Regions from separate parts of the Homo sapiens genome. Here region 2 is linked to region 1. A link is a contact called in ENCODE Hi-C or POLR2A ChIA-PET data. All regions are on one chromosome and are shown on one strand. Each heading gives the region's core, a stretch centred on a gene start or an enhancer-like site at or near the end of the contact. The rest is flanking DNA. Distances are from core to core; before and after follow the strand shown.

What was found. A loop is a pair of places that touch in the nucleus more often than their neighbours do. ChIA-PET counts read pairs that join two places held with the same protein, here RNA polymerase II (POLR2A). Pooled maps may share reads with other maps.
Region 2: a loop to region 1 is called in a pooled map, with 2.1 times the contacts of the local background. The contact joins two enhancer-like sites. A Hi-C loop is called at or near these places in 2 of 37 single-sample maps with no recorded cell type and 2 of 50 pooled maps. POLR2A ChIA-PET finds 5 or more read pairs at or near these places in 2 of 52 experiments (GM12878 and PC-9).

The regions. Positions count from the first base shown.
Region 1 is chr7:6,066,559-6,074,401 of GRCh38, reverse strand. No RefSeq gene overlaps it. Among named protein-coding and RNA genes, the nearest start is that of EIF2AK1, 11 kb to the right of the region's middle. Within about 2 kb of position 2,846, at least 2 of the 41 ENCODE cell types and tissues checked have a DNase peak (open chromatin) inside an H3K27ac peak, as active enhancers do.
Region 2 is chr7:6,249,725-6,257,567 of GRCh38, reverse strand. All of the region lies in intron 1 of CYTH3 (cytohesin 3), which reads left to right. Among named protein-coding and RNA genes, the nearest start is that of CYTH3, 19 kb to the left of the region's middle. RefSeq lists enhancers at 883-932, 6,883-7,042. Within about 2 kb of position 1,250, at least 15 of the 41 ENCODE cell types and tissues checked have a DNase peak (open chromatin) inside an H3K27ac peak, as active enhancers do.

The DNA of each region.
Region 1 (7,843 bases), core at 1,597-4,096:
TCTTGAAAGCTGTCTCTTTACTTGTGAATTTTTTTTTTTTTTGAGACGGAGTCTCGCTCTGTCACCCAGGCTGGAGTGCAGTGGTGCGATCTCGGCTCACTGCAACCTCCGCCTCCCAGGTTCACACCATTCTCCTGCCTCAGCCTCCTGAGCAGCTGGGACTACAGGCGCCCACCACCACGCCCGGCTAATTTTTTGTATTTTTAGTAGAGAAGGGGTTTCACTGTGTTAGCCAGGATGGTCTCGAACTCATGACCTCAGGTGATCCACCCGCCTTGGCCTCCCAAAGTGCTGGGATTACAGGCATGAGCCACCACACCTGGCCATAACATTTCTTATCTATGTAACAGGGAGTTAAAAGATACTATTTTAATTGGATGAATCAACAAGCAGGTTCTTTTTGTTGTTGTGTTTTGTTTTGTTTTGTTTTGTTTTGAGACGTAGTTTTGCTCTTGTTGCCCCGGTTAGAGTGCAATGGCGCTATCTCAGCTCACTGCAACCTCCGCCTCCCTGTTTCAAGCAATTCTTCTGCCTCAGCCTCCTGAGTAGCTGGGATTACAGGCATGTGCCACCACGCTTGGCTAATTTTTTGTATTTTTAGTAGAGAAGGGGTTTCTCCACGTTGGTCAGCTGATCTGGAACTCCCGACCTCAGGTGATACGCCTGCCTCGGCCTCCCAAAGTGGTGGAATTACAGGCATGAGCCACCGCGCCCAGCCACAAACAGGTATTTATGGAAATTATAGGCCATAGGGAAGGAGTCTGTACTTTGCTGTTAGTGCGTTTGAAAGACTGACTCACTGCAAGGCTGATCTCCTGCTTCTACTCGTGCCTTCTTTTTTTTTTTTTGAGATGGAGTCTTGCCCTATTTCTCAGGCTGGAGTGCAGTGGCACGATCTCAGCTCACTGCAAGCTCTGCCTCCTGCGTTCCTGCCATTCTCCTGCCTCATCCTCCTGAATAGCAGGGACTACAGGCGTCCACCACCACACCAGGCTAATTTTTTGTATTTTTTTTTTTAGTAGAGACGGGGTTTCACTGTGTTAGCCAGGATGGTCTTGATCTCCTGACCTGGTGATCCGCCTGCCTCGGCCTCCCAAAGTGCTGGGATTACAGGTGTGAGCCACCGTGTCTGGCCTACTCCTGCCTTCTTTGTTCACTCTTGTCCTCTTTCTTTGAAACACACTAAGCTCATTTCTACCCCAGGGCCCTTGCACTTTCTTTCTGCATGGGTCCAGGAATCAAGTGTTAGAAATGAGAATGGCACCGCTTAGTATTACCCCTAGTGACCCACTGGCCAAATCTTTTTTTTTTTTTTTTTTTTTTTTGAGACGGAGTCTCACTCTGTTGCCCAGGCTGGAGTATAGTGGCACAGTCTCAGCTCACTGCAACCTCCGCCTTCCGGGTTCAAGCAATTCTCCTGCCTCAGCCTCCCTAGCAGCTGGGACTACAGGCGTGTGCCACCACGCCCAGCTAATTTTTGTATTTTTAGTAGAGATGGGGTTTCACCATGCTGGCCAGGCTGGTCTCAAACTCCTGACCTCAGGTGATCTGTCCGCCTTAGCCTCTCAAAGTGCTGGGATTACACTTTGAGCGTGAACCACTGCACACGGCTCACTAGTTAAATCTTTCCTTCCTGTTCCCATAACCTTATGCTCTGCTAGCCTAGAGGTCTTAGTTCCAAAGAGAGCAATGCCTCCACCAGGAGACATGCTATGGTTTGACTATTTGTCCCCTCCAAAACACAAGTTGAAATTTAATCCCCAATGTGGCAGTATTTAGAGGTGGGGCCTTTAAGAGTTGATAGAGTCATGGCCAGGTGCGGTGGCTCATGCCTGTAGTCCCAGCACTTTGGGAGGCTGAGGCAGGTGGATCACGAGGTCAGGAGATCGAGACCATCCTGGCTAACACGGTGAAACCCCATCTGTACTAAAAATACAAAAAATTAGCTGGGCGTAGTGATAGGCGCCTGTAGTCCCAGCTACTTGGGAGGCTGAGGCAGGAGAATGGCGTGAACCCTGGAGGCGGAGCTTGCAGTGAGCTGAGACCATGCCACTGTACTCCAGCCTGGGCGACAGAGCAAGACTCCGTCTCAAAAAAAAAAAAAAAAGAAGGTGATTCAGTCATGAGGGCTCTGCCCTTATGAATGAATTAATCTGTCCTTGGATTAATAAATTAATGGGTTAGGGCCGGGTGCAGTGACTTATGTCTGTAATCCCAGCACTTTGGAAGGCCAAGGTGGGCAGATCTCCCGAGGTTGGGAGTTCAGGAGGAGCCTGATCAACATGGAGAAACCCCGTCTCTACTAAAAATACAAAATTAGCCAGGCTTCGTGGCACATGCCTGTAATCCCAGCTACTTGGGAGGCTGAGGCAGGAGAATCACTTGAACTGGGGAGGCAGAGATTGCCGTCAGCCGAGATCGCGCCATTGCACTCCAGTCTGGGCAACAAGAGTGAAACTCCATCTTAAAATAATAATAATAATAATTAATTAATGGGTTAATGGATTAAGGAGTTATCATGGGAATGGGATTGGTGGCTATAAAGCTGTATAAATAAAAGGAGGAGAGGTGTGAGCTAGCATGCTGAGCCCCCTGGCCATGTGATGTCCTACACCACCTCGGGACTTTGCAGAGTCCTATCAGAAAGAAGGGCCTCACCAGATGCAGCCCTTTGACCTTGGACTTTTCAGCCCCCATAACTGCAAGAAATAATTTCTTTCTTTATAAATTACCCAGTTTCAGGTATTCTGTCATAAGCAACAGAAAATGGACTGACAACAGTGATTTCATTGAACTGACTTTTCAGTGCCACCTGGCCACTTTCAGTTCCTCTTGCCTCTGAATCAACAGGCAAAGAAAGACGTTACTGGGCTGACTTGGGTGATTAATCCTGACTACCAAAGAGAAATTGGACTGCTACTCCACAATGGAGCTAGGAAAGGGTATGTCTGAAATACAGGAGAGCGCTTAGGGTATCTCTTAGTATCAGAATGCCCTATGATTAGAGTCAATGGAAAACTGCAACAACCCAATCTTGGCAGGACTATGAATGGCCCAGGAAAGGAGGTTTGGTTCGCCACACCAGGTGACCCATGGCCAGCTGAGGTGTTTGTTGAGGAGAACGGGAATACGGAATGTGTGGTGGAAGAAGATGGTTATAAACACCAGCTACGACCCATCACCAGTTGCAGAACCGAGAGCTGCAATTGCCGTTGATGTTTCTTTTTGTTTTGTGATGGATGTGTGTGTGTGTGTGTGTGTATCACAAATGTCTTTGTTTTCATTCCCCACTTATCCTCTTATGTAACAAAAGATATATTGACTTTATATCATAGTATTTCAATATTGTTAACCTTATAGCATACTATTTAAGTTATGAGATACCAAGGAGAAGCATAAACATCACCCAAGAAACTTACATCCTCTTCTGGGAAAGAGATTAGTGCGGTTTTCATTGTATACGAGATAGTTGTATCACGTCAAGTGGATAGTTGTATCATGGTTGAAAAAGATGCATATAGTCTGGGTGCAGTGGCTCACACCTATAATCCCAGCACTTTGGGAGGCCAAGACAGGCGGATCACCTGAGGTCAGGAGTTCCAGAGCAGCCTGGCCAAAATGGTGAAACCCCGTTTCTACCAAAAATACAAAAATTATCTGGGCTTGGTGGTGCACAACTGTAGTTCCAGCTACTTGGGAGGCTGAAGCAGGAGAATCATTTGAGCCTGGGAGGTAGGCGCAGGTTGCAGTGAGCCGAGATTGCACCACTGCACTCCGGCCTGGCCAACAGAGCAAGACTCTGTCTCAAAAAACAAACAAACAAAATAAATAAATAAAAATTAAAAATGCGCATGGATGCTGTTGACAAGGGGTGAACTTGCCAAAGTTATTTTTTTTTTCTTTTGAGACAGAGTTTCACTCTTGTTGCCCAGGCTGGAGTGCAAAGGCATGATCTCGGCTCACCGCAACCTCCGCCTCCTGGGTTCAAGCGATTCTCCTGCCTCAGCCTCCCAAGTCGCTGGGATTACAGGCATGTGCCACCATGCCCAGCTAATTTTGTATTTTCAGTAGAGACGGGGTTTCTCCATGTTGGTCAGGCTGATCTCATACTCCCGACCTCAGGTGATTCGCCTGCCTTGGCCTCCCAAAGTGCTGGGATTACAGGTGTGAGCCACCACACCCGGCCTGTGATGGTTAGTTTTATGTGTCAACTTGGGTGGCCCACAATGCCCACATATTTGGTCAAAGATTATTCTGGGAGGGGCATGGTGGCTCATGCTTGTAATCCCAACACTTTGGGAGGCCTAGGTGGATGGATGGTTTAAGCCCAGGAGTTCAAGACGGGCCTGGGCCACATAGTGACACCCTGTCTCTATGAAAACTAAAAAAGTTAACTAGATGTGGGCCAGGCGCAGTGGCCACATTAACATTAAATTGGTGGACTTGATTTCTTTTTTCTTTTTCTTTTTCTTTCTTTTTGTTTTTTTTTTTTAGACGGAGTCTTGCTCTGTAGCCAGGCTAGAGTGCTGTGGCGTGATCTTGGCTCACTGCAACCTCTGACTCCCTGATTCAAGCGATTCTCCTGCCTCAGCCTCCTGAGTAGCTGGGATTACAGGCAAGTGCCACCATGCCTGGCTAATTTTTTTTTTTTTTTTTTTTGAGACGAGTCTCCCTCTGTCGCCCAGGCTAGAATGCAGTGGCGAGATCTCCACTCGCTGCAAGCTCCGCCTCCTGGGTTCACACCATTCTCCTGCCTCAGCCTCCCGAGTAGCTGGGACTACAGGCACCCGCCACCACGCCCGGCTAATTTTTTTGTGTTTTTAGTAGAGACGGGGTTTCACTGTGTTAGCCAGGATGGTCTCCATCTCCTGACGTTGTGATCCGCCCGCCTCGGCCTCCCAAACTGGTGGGATTACAGGCGTAAGCCACCACGCCTGGCCTAGCCCGACTAATTTTTGTATTTTCAGCAGAGACAGAGTTTCACTATGTTGGCCAGGATGGTCTCGGTCTCCTGACCTTGTGATCCACCCACCTTAGACTCTCGAAGTGCTGGGATTACAGGCATGAGCCACCGCACCCGGCCTGTTTTTTTTTGTTTGTTGTTTGTTTTTTGAGATGGAGTCTCCCTCTTGTTGCCCAGGCTGGAGTGCAGTGGCGTGATCTTGGCTCACTGCAAGGGTTCAAGTGATTCTCTGGCCTCAGCCTCCTAAGTAGCTGGGATTACACCATGCCTGGCTAATTTTTGTATTTTTAGTAGTGACAAGGTTTCACCATGTTGGCCAGCCTGGTCTAGAACCCCTGACCTCAGGTGATCTGCCGCCTTGGCCTCCCAAAGTGCTGGGATTACAGGCATGAGACACTGTGCCTGACCTAAGACTTTGAGTAAAGCAGATTGTCTTTATAATGTGGAGTATTGGAGGTTTCATTCAATCAGTTGAAAACTCAGATATGGCAAAAAGACTGACCTGCCCTGAGCAAGAAAGTTTCCGGCAGACAAGTTTCTGACTTAAACTGTAACACTGACTCTTCCTTCTCTGGGTCTCTAGTCTGCCAGTCCACCCTGCAGATTTTGGATTTAGCCTCCATGATCCTATAAGCCAATTTCTTTTCTTTTTCTTTTTCCTTTTTTTTTTTTTTTTTGACATGGAGTTTCACTCATGTTGCCCAGGCTAGAGTGCAATGGCACCATCTCGGCTCACCTCAACCTCCTCCTCCCGGGTTCAAGTGATCTCCTGCCTCAGTCTCCCAGGTAGCTGGGATTACAGGCATGCCCGGCTAATTTTGTATTTTTAGTAGAGACGGGGTTTCTCCATGTTGGTCAGGCTGGTCTTGAACTCCCAGCCTTGGGTGATCTGCCTGCCTTGGCCTCCCAAAGTACTGGGATTATAGGCGTGACCCACTGTGCCCGGCCGAGCTAATTTCTTAAAATAAATTTCTCTCTCCCTTTCTGTTTTTTTTTTTTTTTTTTTTTGAGACAGGGTCTTGCTCTGTCACCCAGGCTAGAGTGCAGTGGCACAATCTCGGCTTACTGCAAACTTCAGCTTCTGGATTCAAGCAATTCTCTTGCCTTAGCCTCCCGAGTAGCCTGAGTAGCTGGGATTACAGGCGTGCACCACCATGCCCAGCTAATTTTTTGTATTTTTAGTAGAGATGGAGTTTTGCTATGTTGGCCAGGCTGGTCTTGAACTCCTGGCCTCCAGTGACCTGCCTGCCTTCGCCTCCTATAGTGCTGGGATTACAGGCGTGAGCCACCACTCCCAGCCAAATAAATTTCTCTAAATATATACACATTCTATTCTCCTAGTTCTCTTTCTGCAGAGAATCCTGACTAATATATTTGCTGTCTTGAAAAAAAAATTGAAACATTTCAAACATATAAAAAGTTACCAAGAATAATGTGAATAAACACCAATGTTTCCACAATCAAATTTAACAACCACTGATGTTAAGCTATATTTGTTTGAGAATTGCTCTCTCTGTCACCCAGGCTGCAGTGCAGTGGCTCTAATCATACCTCACTTCAGCCTGCATCTCCCACACTCACCTGATCCTCTCACCTCAGCCTCCTGAGTAGCTAGGAGTACAGGTACATGCCACAACAACCAGCTAATTAAAAAAAAATTTTTTTTTTAATTTTGTTTTGTAGAGATGGGGGTGTTACTATGTTGCCCAGGCTGGTCTTGAACTCCTTGGCTCAAGCAATCCTCCCCTTTAAGCCTCTCAAACTGCTGGCATTACAGGCATGAGTCAAGGAGAATTTACAGGCAATTTACCTGGAAGAAAATTGCTTTTCTTAAAGAAATAATGGGCCAGGTGCAGTGAATGCCTGTAATCCCAGCACTTTGAGAGGCCAAGGCAGGTGGATCACCTGACATCAGGAGTTCGAGACCAACCTAGCCAAAATGGTGAAACTCTGTCTCTACTAAAAATACAAAAATTAGCAGGGCACAATGACAGGTGCCTGTAATTCCAGCTACTCGAGTGGCTGAGGCAGGAGAATCACTTGAACCGGGAGGCAGAGGTTGCAGTGAGCCGAGATCACACCATTGCACTCCAGCCACAACAAGATTGAAACTCCATCTCAAAAATAAATAAATAAATAAAGTTTACAGATACAGATATATTCCAGTGGTAACCCTTCCTGATCCCACTGTCTTCTCTCCCTCTCCAAATGTAATCACATTTTTCAAGTCAGGTGTCACTCTCATCTTATTTTTACTAGTAATGTATGTGTCCCTAAATAACATACTTTTTTTGGAGATGGAGTCTTGCTCTGTCGCCCAGGCTGGAGTACAGTGGCGCGATCTCAGCTCACTGCAACCTCCATTTCTTGGGTTCAGGCGATTCTTCTGCCTCAGCCTTCTGAGTAGCTGGGACTACAAGCGCACACCGCCACGCCTGGCTAACTTTTTGTATTTTAGTAGAGACAGGGTTTCACTGTTTTGTCCAGGCTGGTCTTGAACTCCTGAGCTCAGGCAATCTGCCCACCTTGGTCTCCCAAGGTGCTAGAATTACAAGCACGAGCCACCATGCCCGGCCAACATATATTTTTTTGTATATACAAAATTTTTTACATACATGATATCATTCTGCACTTTTTGAGGCTGAATTTAGAGCCAAAGTACATGGGTTTAAATTCTGCCTGCCAGAGATCTCTTTTTGGGGCAATGAGAATGGCTAAAATTAGATAGTGGTGATGGTTGTGCAATTCTCTGAGTATGGCCAGGCGGGGTGGCTCACCCCTGTCATCCCAGCACTTTGGGAGGCCGAGGAGGGTGGATCACGAGGTCAGGAGATCGAGACCATCCTGGCTAACATGGTGAAACCCCGTCTCTACTAAAAA
Region 2 (7,843 bases), core at 1-2,500, 180 kb before region 1:
AAAACAAAATACGTTTTCGTATTCTTAGAAATACATTGTTTCATTTGGCAAATCTTTATGTGTATTTTAACGTGTACATTTAGAAGTATGCAGTAATCAAAGGTGGCATTGGCAATTTAATATTCTGTTAGAAGACAGGACTTCCTTTTAGTTCTTTACAGAGAGGAAATAAAATAATCAAGAATGTCCTTTTCCAAGTTTCAGTAATTAGATTAAAATTTTTTTGAGTTGAGAAAGGATCAGACAAATGAATTCAGTTTTGTTTGTGTTAGAGTATGGGAAAATTGAAGAATTTTAGTGTCTTTTGAATGTTTGGCCTGTTCACATGATGAGGCTGTATTTCCCAGGCGTGGGAAGATGAGTGATTGTAGACTTTGATTCAGTATATGACCACACTTCTGAGAGCATGACACATTTCGAGAATAAATGATGCCTTTCATTGCCTTATGTAAAAAAAAATCTTCACGTTGGATAAGTCTTCTTCTAAAATGTTGCGTTTTCTCGGGAATCACAGGGTGTCTGTTATGGACTATGTTCCTGAAATTTAGTTCAAAGTAGTGGTTAAACTGTATACTAGTCAGATGGTTACTAGGATGTTTCAGTTTTCACAAAAGAAAGTCAAATGCCTTCTTTCCTTCCTTTTTGTGGTCAGACTGGTCTTGAAGTCTGCTAGCTCTTGCTCGCCACACGTTGTCCCGCCAGCTTCACTCTTGATGACAGCTCTCAGAGGGAGCAGAGTCCACATGGATGTGGTGTGTCCTGCCCTCCCTTGGCTCCCCCAGTAGTTGCTCTGCCTGACAAGTGCCCAGTAATTTGGCTGGACATGCAGAACATGACTTTTTAATTTTTTTCATCTGGAAAGAACATAAGCTATTTCCCCTGGGTTCTGCTGCTGTTAGTACTTGGACATTTGTTTTAGGATTTAAGTCTCTATTACCTTCCCACTGCTTCCACCGCTCCCCACTTTTTCCTTCTCAGGAGAGGAGTCTGGGGGCTTCTCTCTTTGCATGTCTTCCTGTCAAGTATTACCTATTATGATTCTGGTGAAGAGCGGACTGTCTTGCATCTAAAGGTAATGAAGACCATCTACTTCAGAAGTCTTGTTAAGTTCTGCGCTAAAACATTTATCTCCCATTTCTGTTATACCTGTAAAGGGGAGCAAAGAATTTGTGTCTTCAGAGAGAAGTCCACTATCCTAGTCCTTTCAGCCCCCTTGAGGTTTGGTGCAGGCCTGCCTGGGAGTTCCACAAATGGGAGTGTGCTCTAGGGCCCCCTGCCTGAACCAGTGGCCAGTGACTCCCTTTGGAGAGAATATCCCGGCAGAAGTTCTCGAGTCTCAGGACTTGCTGTAGGCGGTTTTATCTTGGTTTCAGCCATCACGAAATGTAGTTGATTGGATCAGTGACTGGGAATTTCAAGAACAGATTTTACAGGAGTGCTGTTTCCTTAGAGTTGTAAAGTTATTGACAGGGCCATTTCAACTTTGGTTAAACAGATTAAAGGTTGGCCGGGCGCAATGGCTCATGCCTGTAATCCCAGCACTTTGGGAGGCCGAGGTGGGTGGATCACGAGGTCAGGAGATCGAGACCATCCTGGCTAACACAGTGAAACCCTGTCTCTACTAAAAATACAAAAAATTAGCTGGGCGTAGTGGCGGGCACCTGTAGTCCCAGCTACTCAGGAGGCTGAGGCAGGAGAATCGCGTTAACCTGGAAGGCGGAGCTTGTAGTGAGCAGAGATCGCGCCACTGCACTTCAGCCTGGGTGACAGAGGGAGATTCCATCTCAAAAAAAAAAAAAAAAAAAAAAACAGATTAAAGGTCAAACTTGGGTAGTCACACTAACCTGAGCGTCTCCCCCACATAGGGAGTCTGTAAGTCCTTAATTTCATAAGAGACTTGAAGTAGAAGCTGTTTTCTCCTGATGTCCCCAACATATCCCTCCCTCCCTATCTTGATGAGGTGCTGGACCCCCAGGACTACTGCAGTGCTGTGGTGGGGGCCTTTCTGGTCCTCAGCCCAGCTTCTTCACGGCCGACTCTGTTGGGATGCATCATGCTGGAGATAACTATGTAGCCATTCCTTCCTAAATAGTCTTAGTCCTGTGGGATTGGAGAGGCCCTCTTTTCCCTTGGGGTCTCTAGGAATTAGGATTTCAGAACTTTTCCCTGTTTGCTATATCAGGTCAGCCATTGAGGATATTTCGGGTAATTCCCCTTGTTCAAGGCAGAATATTGTCATCTATAATGTTAATGGTTCTGAGAATTTGTATTCATACTTTCTGTATGCTTACATAAGTTTGTTTAAACATTTGAGCCTGATTGGTGTTGACAAATATTTGGTATTGACATATTTTTAAGTAAATATCTGCAGCTCTGTCATTTCTAGCCTTGTGATTTTGTGTAAGTTACTTAATCTCCCTAAGCTGTTAAAAAACCGAAGTGAAATTATTTATATGAAGAATTTATCAAAAATCTCGACGATTGTAATAGTAGGCATTCAAAACTGTTAGTCATCAGTGTGTTAAGCCTCTGGCCTGCCTGTCTTTACATACTGAGTAGAGTGAGTTGGAAGAATTGTTTTATTTGGGCTGAGGAATAACTGATGATTGGCAATATGATTATTATATCTTTTCTTCCCAACTTTGTATTTTGAAAATGTTCAAATCTACAGAAAAGTTGAAGGAATGGTACGATGAATCCTATATGTCTTTCACCTAAATTCACCAGCTGCTAACATTTGGCCACATTTGCTTGTCTGTCTTTGTATTACAATTTGTGTGTGTGTGACTGAACCCATTTGAAAGCAAGATACAAACATGGGCAGGTGCGATGGCTCACGCCTATAATCCCAGCACTTTGGGAGGCCAAGGTGCGCAGATTGTTTGAGGTCAGGAGTTCGAGACCAGCCTGGCCAACATGGTGAAAGCCTGTCTCTACTAAAAATACAAAAAATTAGCCGAGCATTGTGGTATGCGCCTGTAATCCCAGCTTCTTGGGAGGCTGAGGCATGAGAATAGCTTGAGCCTGGGAGGCGGAGGTTGCAGTGAGCTGAGATCACGCCACTGCACTCCAGCCTAGACGACAGAACGAGACTCCGTCTCAAAAAGTTACAAACATCATAACGCTTTTCAAAGAAATACTTTAGCACTCGTCTTCTAAGGACATTCTCCTACATAACTACAGCCGTTATCATTCTTAAGATAACTAACAGTCATTCCATAATATTGTTCCAAAATAGTACACATTCTGCTTTCCCCAGTTGTTACCAAAATGTTTTTATAGCTTTCTTTTTTTTTTAAACCTATCTAGGCTCTAATTAAGATTTACACCTTCTATTTAGTTATCTTTTATCAGTCTTATTTTTGTTGTTGTTTGTTTGTTTTTGAGGTGGAGTCTTGCTCTGTGGCCAGGGCTGGAGTGCAGTGGTGCGATCTCTCAGCTCACTTCAACCTCCGTCTCCCGGGTTCACGTGATTCTCCTGCCTCACCCTCCTGAGTAGTTGGGATTATAGGTGCCTGCCACTGCACCTGGCCTCCTTTCTTTATTTTTTATTTTATTTATTTATTTTTATTTTTGAGACAGAGTCTCACTCTGTCACCCAGGCTGGAGTGCAGTGGCATGATCTTGGCTCACTGCAACCGCTGCCTCCCGGGTTCAAGTGATTCTCCTGCCTCACCCTCCCGAGTAGTTGGGATTACAGGTGCCTGCCACTGCACCTGGCCTCTTTTGTTTATTTATTTATTTTTATTTTTGAGACAGCATCTCACTCTGTCACCCAGGCTGGAGTGCAGTCTCATGATCTCGGCTCACTGCAACTTCCGCCTCCCGGGTTCAAGTGATTCTCCTGCCTCAACCTCCCCAGTAGCTGGGACTACAGGTGCCTACTACCACGCCCGGCTAATTTTTGTATTTTTAGTAGAGATAGGGTTTCATCAAATTGGCCAGGCTGGTCTCAAACTCCTGACCTTGTGATCTGCCCGCCTTGGCCTCCCAAAGTGTTGGGATTACAGGCGTGAGCCACCGTGCCCGGCTGTTTTTAATTTTAAAATGTGTTTTGGTGGCTGGGTGCGATGGATCAGGCTGGTAATTTCAGCACTTTGAGAGGCCGAGGCAGGCGGATCACTTGAGGCCAGGAGTTCAAGACCAGCCTGGCCAACATGGTGAAACCCTATCTCTACTAAAAATACAAAAAAATTAACTGGGCATGGTGCTGCATACCTGAAATCTCAAGCTGAGGCACGAGAATTGCTTGAACCCAGGAGGCAGAGGTTGCAGTGAGCCAAGGTTCTGCCAGTGCACTCCAGCCTGGGTGAACACAGTATGACTCTGTCTCAAAAAAAAAAAAAAAAAATTGTTTTCGTGACACCTTTTTGAAGAGTCCAGGCTTATTGTCTAATATCATTATTTGCATCCTATAGACTAGATTGCATGTGTAAGCAGAATTGATAAGTGCTTCAGTTTCTTTAATTTTTTAATTGTAAATATGTTAAAAATCATTTTGATTCAAGGTAAAAGTGACATTCATTTTTCTTGTTCTTTGGTAAGTGTGGATTAAGTTGGTAACCAGAAGGAGTTACGGAGTGGTTCAGATGTCAGTGGAATGTGTGTGTGGGTAAATTTGGAACAAGCATCCACAGTGGTTTCTCAGACTCACACCCATCCGGAGGTAGTTATCTGGCTTAACATAGTGAGGATTTTATTTTAATATTTGGCCATGGTTTTATAAAGAAATGAACTTAACAATTGGAAAATTTAGTAAGACAAACTATATTTACATAATTTTCAAGAGATACTTTTGCTGTCAGATCCTTGGATGAAGACTAAACCTTAAATCTCTCAGGAATGCATCTTTTTCTTCTTCCCTCCCTCAACACTTTCCTATTGATTTAAAAAAAGAGCTTTAACTGCAGCTGAGACTAATACAGGATCCAGCTGTAGCTTTTTTGTTGTTGTTCATGTATCCGGTGATGGGCACAGCAAACTCATTGTATGAAAAGCCAATAAAGGAAAGGGCAGGGTGGGAAAAAAAATGACACTCCTCTAAAAGTATTCAAGAAATAGCAACAGGGTCTCGGAGTCTCCCTTTCAGATGACTGATTTAAATTCCATTCTAAAGTATTAATTTTGTTCGTGACTAGTCTAGAAGGCATTTTAATTTTCCCTTTTAATTATGTACACGCCACGTAACCAGAGAGTATATGTGAGGCTGACACATTATTTTCCTTGGAGGCAGAAAATAGTAAAGCATGAGAACCCAGAGAACTAAACGCTCCTCTTGTAAAATAGGGCAAAGATTCTTCAAAATACTGTTCATGTTCATGCTGGTATAGAGATAGCAAGGATCTGTGAAAGAAAGCCAGTTTCTCTTAAATTTGTTCAGTAGTACTCAAATTTATGCATTTACCATACAGCAAATAAATTCAGAATCAGTAGTTCAATCAAACTACATTCCACATTTGCCTATCTGTTTCAGTGTAATTTCTATAAAAGATTTGCATCTTCTGCTCTGTCTTAACAGGACCAGGTCCATATCACCATCCTGTAGCTGAAAATGAATTATGTTTTAAAGTGGTTTTTATGATCAATGTAATGATCATAAGACTAGTGATTTTCACATACTTATCTCAAGCATTTTGTTTTTCTTTTTTCACATTAAGGGGGTCAGATTTCTCATATTTCTTGTAATTGTAGCCAGACGTCCTGTTTGGGGACTATTAAATACCAATGGTGCCTGTGAAGAACTCATGCGATTCTGTGGTAACCATCTGAGTTATTCTTTGTAGATTTGATTTTATGGACAGGCCTCTTTGAAGTCCTGTACTCTATTTTTAGAAGCTCTTTTTTACGTTTCCGTGGTTCAGGGCATCAGTCATAAACATATTTATTATTCAGCACAAAAATGTTGTTCAGTGTCTTAAGGCTGTTTAAACTTTACGGAAATAATAAACCAGTGGCACTTCAGTGGATGTAATATATGAGCACTACTGAACAAATTTAAGGGCGGAGAATTTTGCGGTCCTTCACAGATTGCTGCTCTGTCTGCGCCGCCATGAACGGTATTTTGAAGAATCCTTTCCTATTTTACACTGAGAGGGTTCCGTCTCCATGCTTCTCACACGTTTTGATTTTCTGCCTCCCACTGAAAGAAACGCTTTTGTAGCCCTTCAAGAAACTTCCTACATGTCTCCCCTCCTTCTCTCCTGCCTCATTATTACTCCTTTAAAGAAAAAAAAAAAAAAGAATAGTCTGATAGCTTTCTTTTCAGATTTATTTTATTTTATTTATTTTTTTTGAGACGGTGTTTCGCTCTTGTTGCCCAGGCTGGAGTGCAATGGCGTGATCTCGGCTCACTGCAACCTCCGCCACCTGGATTCACGCGATTCTCCTGCTTCAACTTCTGAAGTAGCTGAGACTACAGGCGCCCGCCACCACGTCCAGCTAATTTTTCTATTTTTAGTGGAGATGGGGTTTTACCATGTTGGCCAGGCTGGTCTTGAACTCCTGACCTCAGTCCACCCGCCTTGGCCTCCCAAAGTGCTGGGATTACAGGCGTGAGCCACTGAGCCCGGCTCTTCTCAGATTTATGTATGATTGGTTTGCTGCTCTGTGTTGTAGCAGAGACCCTGTGCTCTGAAGTAATTTCTGATCCAGTGAAATATTACAGGAGCGAGGGACTGTGCACCTTCAGTGTATTTGGTAATAAAGCACCTATTCTCTTTTTAGAAATCACTATAATCCACATGCCATTATAGTCATCCTTTTAAATTACACAATTGAATGGCTTTTAGTATATTCATAAAGTTGTGCGACCATCAGCACTATCTAATTTTAGAACATTTTTATCACTTCAAAAAGAACCTGGGCCCCATTAGCTGTCATCCCCTCCTCTGCAACCCCTGGCAGTCATTCATTGACTTTTTGTTTCCATGGACATGTCACGTAAATGGAATCATAGAATATGTGGTCTTCTGTGTTTGGCATTTTTCACTCAGCAGGTTCATCCATGTTGTGGCATGAGTCATTTTCCCAGGTTCATCCGTGTTGCAGCTCGATTCAGTGTCAGTGTCTGTGCTTCTCCTGTGGGTGGAACTGAGACTTGGATTGGTTTTAGTGTTGGGAGTGGTCAGAGAGGTTTTGCTCACCTCTGTCACATGGTTGAATCTGTGGCTGTGTGCTATCTTGAAGGTTTTTAGGTTTGCTTGTGTTTTCTTCCTATTGAAAAGGTTGAAGTTTATTTTAACCCGTATTATTTGAAGGACCACATCAAATCCTTGCTATTGAAATCCTTTAGTTGATAATCTTATGAACAGTTGCATCTGGAGTAGAATCATGTTGTCTGTAGAAAGTTTTTACTCTCTCTGAAGACCAATAGTGGGTTCAAGAAACAGAATTCCCCAAGGGAGCCATACTGAAATCTGTTAACAGAAGCGTGAAGAGTCTACTTCTCGGGGATTCCAGTGTGATCCCAGTGGTGGACATAGGACAACAAATTTCCATCCCCTGTTCACCCCAAAATCTCGACAAATGACAGGGAAGAGACTGGGATGGGGGGCAAGTGGGGAGAAGTTGGTCAAAGCGTACAGTCTTGCATTTGTAAGATGAATAAATTCTGGAGACCTCATGTACAGCCCTGTGACTACAGTTAGAGATAACGTATTGTATGCTTGAAATTTGCAGAGTGATTTTAAGTATTCTCACTACACAAGCACAAGGTAACTATGTGAGGCGAGAGGTATGTTAATCTTCCTGACTGTGGTCATCATTTCACAGTGTCTCCTTAATCAAGACATCGAGATGTACACCTTGAATATATCCAATTTTTAGTTGTCAATTGTATCTCAAC